Linked DNA regions of Homo sapiens: region 2 is linked to region 1. Evidence: read pairs that join two places in POLR2A ChIA-PET (ENCODE). Cell type or tissue: PC-9. All regions are shown on one strand.

The links. Peaks named below come from ENCODE experiments on the same cell type or tissue, not always from the same donor. Only the 100,000 strongest peaks of a DNase experiment are listed, where the experiment ranks them.
Region 2: POLR2A ChIA-PET joins it to region 1 with 10 read pairs; 3 of 35 experiments call an interaction of 5 or more read pairs at or near these places.

Annotation. Positions count from the first base shown.
Region 1 is chr2:168,544,033-168,548,032 of GRCh38, forward strand. It overlaps CERS6 (ceramide synthase 6), which reads left to right. Exons shown (of 10, transcript NM_203463.3): 2 at 3,564-3,669. Among named protein-coding and RNA genes, the nearest start is that of MIR4774, 37 kb to the right of the region's middle. In PC-9, no CTCF peak of the experiment used is centred here; a DNase peak (open chromatin) is centred at 1,809; H3K27ac peaks cover 1,552 bases.
Region 2 is chr2:168,709,325-168,713,324 of GRCh38, forward strand. The region is part of intron 6 of CERS6 (ceramide synthase 6); the gene reads left to right. Among named protein-coding and RNA genes, the nearest start is that of CERS6-AS1, 75 kb to the right of the region's middle. In PC-9, no CTCF peak of the experiment used is centred here; no DNase peak of the experiment used is centred here.

The sequences.
Region 1 (4,000 bases):
CAAATACTCACTGAGTACCCACAGTGTGCCAGGCATATAAATGAAAAGATGCTATGACATCGTTCAAAGAAAGATGATTTATGCACATACCTACCATGGGTCATTTAAACTTTAATGGACTTCAACATTTAAATTGAGTTAAATTCTATTAAGTTTGTCTGTTATTCTTCTCTCTCTCTCTCTCACTGTCTGTCTCTGCATCCTCAGATTTTGGGGCTTAGCCTGTCCAATGAATCAGAGTGGGGAGCTGATTATAACAATGACCCTTCTGGGAAAGAAATATACTGTCTTCTGCTTCCATTTCCCTGGAAGTAGAGGCCACTGACATCTCTGGTCCTCTCTGCAAAGTGGGGATAATGGTAATCCCGCTTCATCTGGTTGAGGGAGGATTAAATGAGATTGTGCACAGGGCTCTGGAGATGTGGACTTCGTTAAGGCCTGGTCCTGCTCTCTTGGGGGCCCCACACACAGGAGAGGGATGCACCTGTTACACCAACTCTTCTGTGGGAAGTGTGGCCACAGCATTCTGGGGGTCATTGGGTTGGATAGGGGAGCTGGAAAGGTTTGGGCCCTTAGAGAAGGCCAGGTGTGGATGAGCTTAGACCCCGATCACACTGCTGGTATGGACTCACTGTGGACCGGCACCAGGCCTGGGGTTTGAGGATGAGAGTCACCACAATTTTATGTCCACATGGGACCCTCTGCTTTTCCTTTTAACTGTGGCAAAATACCAGACGGGGGACACTTTTGTCAGTGCACGTGGTGCTGGGAACAGTTGGATGGAGGGTAAACTGGGGCAAGTGGTTACTCGACCAGATGTCCCTGGTTTTTTTCAGTGCCTATCCTGACATCTGGTCTCTTTTTTCTGCTTCTGCTTGGTATAATACTTTCACAACTTGAATACACATGGCTTGTTTCAGTGTAGCTGAGGCTGGTGAGCCGCTGGGCCCAGGAAAGTCATGGTTTGTAAATGCTATGATATGAAACCTTACCCATGGCTCCTGTCAAACATTTTAGGCAAAGAGACTCTATGATATGATTTTTAAATACATACATGTATTTGTAGAAACACATACATGTATTTGTAGAAACACACACATGTATTTGTAGAAACACATACATGTATTTGTAGAAACACATACATGTACATATATAATTATAATAATTTTTTCACATATGAGGAGATTAAGGCAGAGAGAGATTAATTCCTGTAGCTAAATCTCCATAGCCAGATAGCAGCAGAAATAATTCCCACCCTATCCTTTGGACATTGCTGTAAAAATATGTTAACAAAGCATCATATTTATTTGATAATTTTGATTATTGAAATTTGATAAGTTGTCAATTAAGTGGTATGCTGTTGCATTCATTCTTGGAATTTAAAGAAAATAGAGTTTTAAAAGTGGTTTGAAGCTTAAAAAGAGAAGGAGAGATGTATACATTATGTTGTATAACAAATACTAAAAATTTTTTTTGATTTTTTTTTTTTTGGCTGATAACAGAGGTGAGGAAGTTGAAGAGACAGTGTTGAGTAAATTTCTTGACTCCCCTACTGCCTGCCCATGCATTGTGACAGGGCACACAGAGAATGTCTGCTAACTTGTCCTCAGCACTCAACACCGTGATAGCAACAACAAAACATATTTACTGAAGACAACCAGTTGATTAAATGTCTTGACCCCCTCCTGTGTATGCACAGGCATTGTCACAGGGCATACAAAGAGGAAATGATCAGCTTCTGCATTGAGACTCAGTGCTATTTAGATGAAGAAAGAAGACTGTACTGGAACAGCAGGCTGTTACAAGGATGATGATGACAAAGTCGGAAGGGAATGTGAACACAATGTGTCAGAGGTGTGGGAAGGGGAGGATGAGGGAGGGCGGGGAGGAGTCCAACTGGAAAGACTAGAAAGAAACCATTGGAACAGTTGTGTCCTTCACACCAAATGCATTTTGTGGTCTTACTGTTTGCTTTTGCTGGACCGTATGTCTTTTCACCCCGCTCTGTTGTACCTTATGATGAGGGGCAAATAACCACAAAGCAGGAAACCTTGTCAAGGAAACAAGTTCTAGACTCTGTCTTGTGGTCATTGCCCACTAAATTCCTTCTTTCATCACTATAGCCATAGCCCCATGATTATCATTTATAGAGAAGGGCCAGAGTCGTTAGGAAAAGGTTATACTTACTGTCAAGAAGGTAGGGATGTAGGTAATGCAGCTCAGAAAATTTTACATTAAACAGAATTGAGAATGTAGAAGTTTGGGGAAAACTCCAGTTTCTAGAGGATTTATATATCGGGAAGGGGTGATTCTTCTTTCTTCCCAACTTTGTCCCAGAGAGCCCAGTGTACCAGGTATTACGGTGCATTTTCTCTGTCTTATCTTTCCTGGTTTAGGCTTGCACGTGTACAATGTTCCATTTTCCTGTTTAAATAAATTTCTTCACTTTTACTTGAAATAGGACCCAGTAGGATATTATGTGGTACTTTACATGTAAGTTTCATTGGTCCTACTTTAAAAACAAAAACCTTTGTCTACTGTTCTTTAATCTCATCAACTGTTATTAAGGAAGCTTCATCTAAGATTTAATTATGGTCTGTTTTGCATATTTATCAATTGTTGCCTTTGACCAACAGTGAATTAATTTGGGTAATACTTTCACATGATATGAAATTATCCTGTATTAGTAGAAAATATTAAATGTTACTACTGAAAATGAATATTTACAGAGTTTTATTTCTTGAGCATTTAGTCTAAAACAACTTTTAATTTTTTTTGTTTTACACAGTTTTATTAGCAATGTCCCCACACCTTTGGGGCCCCATGCACTTCACCTGCTCCCCTTCAGCACCTCATTCACACAGCAAATGCGACCAGAAAGAAGGCTCAGTCCTCCCATTCCTCTTGACGTAGGCATTGGCTTAGGATAAAAACAGTTTTGTGGATGTTCATAAACACTTGCGACTTTTCATCTTGTCTGGGACATCATGCCCTTCGACATCCTTCATTACTCTTTATGAGAAACAAGCAAATAACCACAAAGCAGAGAATTTTAAGAAGCCATGAGGGATTGGGGCTGAATTTAGCACACTTTGATTATAGAGACAAAAATTGCCAAGTTTATGACTACGGGTGGTCAAAGCGCTCTCTCTGCATGGATAATTAGATGCTTAGTAAACGTTTTCTCACAGTAAAAATATGACTATTGCTCTGTGTAAGAAGAGTATAAGTTATATTATTTTGAAATCATTGTTTTATTTCTATCTTATACACTTATATTTTCATCTCATAGTCTTTCTAGCTTTGTCTCATTAGAACTTGAGGATTGGAGGGTTTAAATGTTTTAAAAGGATTTCTTTTTTAATGTTACTGCTGGGGGCTAACAGAGAGAAAAACGGTTAAGTCTGCCTTACAGTTACTGACAGGAGTGTTGACAATGTACACCCATGAAATCCTACCAACACTTTATTGGGATAATTGAGTAATGTGTAACTGGTGGCATTAAGAATCACATAGAAAGAATAAATTCTGACCTTCTACTTTTTTCTTTTTGTAATTTTTAGATTTGTAGCCAAACCGTGCGCCATAGCCCTCAACATTCAGGCCAATGGACCACAAATTGCTCCGCCCAATGCCATTCTGGAAAAGGTCTTCACTGCAATTACAAAGGTATGATTGTCCTTTCCTGGGGTATAGATTGTCCCCGGTCACCATTCTCAGCCTGCTGTCATTCAATTTGTCCCCTTCTGGGTTTGGAGAATCAACTTTTGCCTAGCCTTATGCTGGAGAACGTGTTGTCAGAAGGAATGCAAGCGTAGTAGAAGCGGAATGAAGATGGGCTTGTCTTAGACTTGGTAGTTTACGCTCAAGTTGATTTTTAGTAGCTCACCTGAGAATAGTCTTGACTAAATAATGATTAGTCTAATTCTGTGCCTCTTTTAATCACATGTGAAGCAAGATGTGACTAGAAGCAAGATGAGGGCTGGGAGGGACTTTGTGG
Region 2 (4,000 bases), 170 kb after region 1:
CCAGCTTTTAATACTAAAATAGATGGCTCTTCCTTGAATTCTTTTATTTGAGACTTCTAATGAAGTTTGAGTGAAGACCATGTTTGATTTTTCCCCCTTGTCTCTGATAATTAACATAGGCAAAGCTACTGAAATAAAGGTCAACATTAGGGTAAATATCAAGCAGGGAACATAGAAGGAGCCCTTGATAATGGCTGTGAGTATGTCCAGAAACAATATGGTAGAATAGCAGGAGGTTGAGGACACAAGTAAAGCACGTGTCCACGCCAGTCTGTTATGAATAAAGGCTTTGGCATCAGTCTTCAGTCTGAAGACCAATAAGAAATCACAGTCTCTCTCTTTAATTGCAGTTATAGAAAATGCAGGAAAACATTTCAACCTAAAATGCTAATGTTCTTTCAGCCATGACTGTGTCTATGTGTGCACTAATCACTTTCAGCAGTTGCAAATATAAGGATGGAAGTTTTCCACCCTGCATTGATAAAATCCAAATTGGCAATTTGTTTAAAAATGGTTATTTGGACCAGATTCAGTGCCTACTCAAAGAAATGTGTTGGGTAAGGAGGATGTTAGTAACACATAAAATAATTATTACATGGCCTTTATTAAAGGTATTTTATTATGTATAATGCGTTCTGAAGCAGAAATGTAAAAGGTGACATCCATTATTCATTCTTTTTTCATATTCATACAGATAGGACTATAATGAAAATTGGTCTTCTGCCACGGGCATAACTGTGAGTCCTTCAGTAATAAAACAAATGTTTTGTAGGACCAGGTGATTTATATGCAAAAAACATCTTTACAAAGCAAATTTTGTCTAAAAAACAAGGCTCTTGTTTTTAAAGGAGCCGTGCTGTATTGGCAAGGCCATTGGGTTGTTTACTGATGTTATATCAGATACATCTCAGGAAACTTAATTATAAAATGGTACTAATCCTCCATAAGTGTTTTAATCAATTTATATTTATTCATTTTAAAATTAAATAGAGAAAAACCCTTGTTCTCTTTCAGTGAGCCAAGAGCAATCATTCAGAGCTGAACAATAGAAAATGTGGAAAATATTGTTCTTTTTAGGTATTCAGCTGGTTAAACTTTGAAATCTGTGTATTAAGCATAGCAAATATAAACTCAGTGAATTTCTGAATTAAGCAGTGTGTGTTTTCATTTGATTATGGTTAGGAAACAGTTTAAAATATTAGTTGAAAGGTAAGCTCTACGTTAATGGATCCATTGTTTTGAAGTAGTTATTATCTGGTAGAACACTATACTCCACATGATGGAATCTAATAACAGCTTGGAGAGAACAGATTTTATCTTTCAGTGGAAAATGTTATCAGTGCAATTTTTATTGTATGTCTAAGGCATTTTGGTATTGTCTAACTTTAATGACTTAAGAAAACCTTAGGTACTAACTGCAAAGACATCAGAATTTCAGAAGTAGGTAAAACTGGTAAGTTGCACCTGTACATAATCACTTATTAAACTCAGAGTATGGTCATCATTTCTCTTCTGCCAGTGAGCTGAGAACTAGATGTAAATGTGAGTCTAGAGGAAGGAATATAGTGGTAGGTTCTTAGGCCACTGCATTCTCAATGCTCAGTTCTGCCATGGGCAGTTAGAATTAACTGTTGGAAGACGCATGTTTCCCCTGACAGTGGAATCTACCATCAATGTGTCATGCTGTTTGGAGACTAGGTTAATTGAAAATAAGAGAAATCGTTGCACTTCATTTCTTAAATTATCTGACCTCATTTAGGAAACTAATATACTGTTTATCCTAGCAGTAAATCAATATGTATGGTTGTCCATAAATGTTAGGCACTTTCCAGGGTAGAAAATAACCTCTGGACATGTTCACTAAGCTGTAGACAGAATCACTTAAGCAATTAAAGTTGTTGAAGTTGACTTTTGAAACCCCAACCTGTAGTGACATCACCAGCTACTCAGCTGCTAAATAAAGAGGGTGCATGTGTGGGCTCTCCCACACTCGCTCCCCGCCACATATACACAAATATGAAATTAGTAAAGACTTAAAGTATTACTTAATCACTGTGGCTATGAAGCCTAGAATTATAGAACTGACAGGATAAAAATAACCTGATCCAGTCTCTTAATTGTATAGATAGCCAGACTCAGTGGCTCAAGCCTGTAATCCTAGCACTTTGGGAAGCTGAGGCAGGTGCATCACTTGAGGTCAGGTGTTCGAGACCAGTCTGGCCAACATGGTGAAACCCCGTCTCAACCGAAAATACAAAAATTAGCTGGGCGTGGTGGCTCACACCTGTAATCCCAGCTACTTGGGTGGCTGAGGCACAAGAATGGCTTGAACCCAGGAGACGGAGGTTGCAGTGAGCTGAGATCCCACCATTGTACTCCAGCCTGAGTGACAGAGCGAGACTGTCTCAAAAAAAAAAAAAAAAAAGTATAGTTAGGAAATTACCCCTACCAAAAATGACAAAATTAATAAGAGTTGGATTACAAATTGGCTGTTATGAAATAGATGTTCCATAATTGTTCAAGACACCTATATTTTTCAGTAGTCTGGTCCTGTCGATAAGACCCTGGTTTTAACATTCTTGCACTTATGTTTAAAATAGAAATTGCCTTAACCACAGACAAACCAAACAAAAAAATAATAACTGAATTGGAGAATAGAAATTAGAGACAGAGGCCTCTCTGAGTTGTGGAAAGGTGGATAGGTAAGTGAGGGTCCAGGATAGGTAAGTGGGGGTCCAGAAGAAAGTGGCTGTCACCCAGTGAATCAGGAACCAGGGCAGGAGCCATGAGAGCTAAAGGGTTACAGAGGAAAAGTACAAGGCAGTTCAGAAAAAGAGACACCACTAGGGGCCTCCTCCTTCCCCTTGGGTAGAAGATTAAGTCGAATTCACAAGGAACTGAGAAGTCTACCTAATCTGGTTTCTGTTGCCTTTGTAAACCAGATGTTCAGCTTGGCTGAACATCCACCAACCTTAGCACTGTCACCCACACTGATTCTCAGAACAAACAGGAATAGTCCCAAGGGAATGTTGTAGGATGGAGTTTATGAAGACATCTGTAAGAATAAAAACCTAGCCCTGTTTCATTTTCATGACTACAAGTAGTATTAGAGAGTACTTATAAGTGCTTTGTACCTTTTCCAGTATGATAGATAAAATTAAGTCCTTACAACCCCAGAAATAATTTTATTCTTGACCCTTAACCTCCCAATTTATATCTGAATACAAATGCTACGTAGAACAGTTACATATCAGGGATTAAATAGTAGCGTGATTACTTTTTATTCAACAAAGTTAAAATATCTTTTTAAATAGTGGTAATAGATAAGAAGAAGCTACTAATTTTTACAATCTGTAATGTTGCTGCTCTGGCTTCTACACGTCTCTGCTTCTTACTTGACTCCAGCCACACTCACCTCCTCACTATTCCTTGAACACATCAGGATAGAAAGAGTGTGACGGGTAATGCCTTTGCCTTGGTTGTTTTCTCTGGCTTGAATATTTTCTCCCCATCTCTCTGTAAGACTAGCTTCCTCATCATCTTTAAGTCACCTTCTTAGAGAAGCCTGCCCTGGTCTAGCCCCTCTGTGTACTATTATAGTCTATCTCCCCCAGCAACCAGGACTCCTCACCCTTCTCATGATTGCTTCTTTTTCCCCCATAGCACATTTTTACCTTCTACTATAAGAGATCATTTACTTATATTTTTTGTCTGTTCTCCCCTACTAGATTATACAGGTTCCACAAGGGCAAAAGTAGTTGTCTAGTTTGCTTACTTATTCATCCTCAAAGCCTAGAACTGTCTAGAGCATAGTAAATGCTCAATCACTATTTTTAATGAATAAATGACCATATGAATATTGACTTTTCAAGATAAAAATTTAGGTTTACTCCCCTAGATTTAACCTACATGTTGTGCTTTTTCATAATCACGATGTGCTCATACGTCAGTTTTCGGATATGCTTTTCATTTTCTTGCTGTCTCCCCTAGAGAGAGAGAG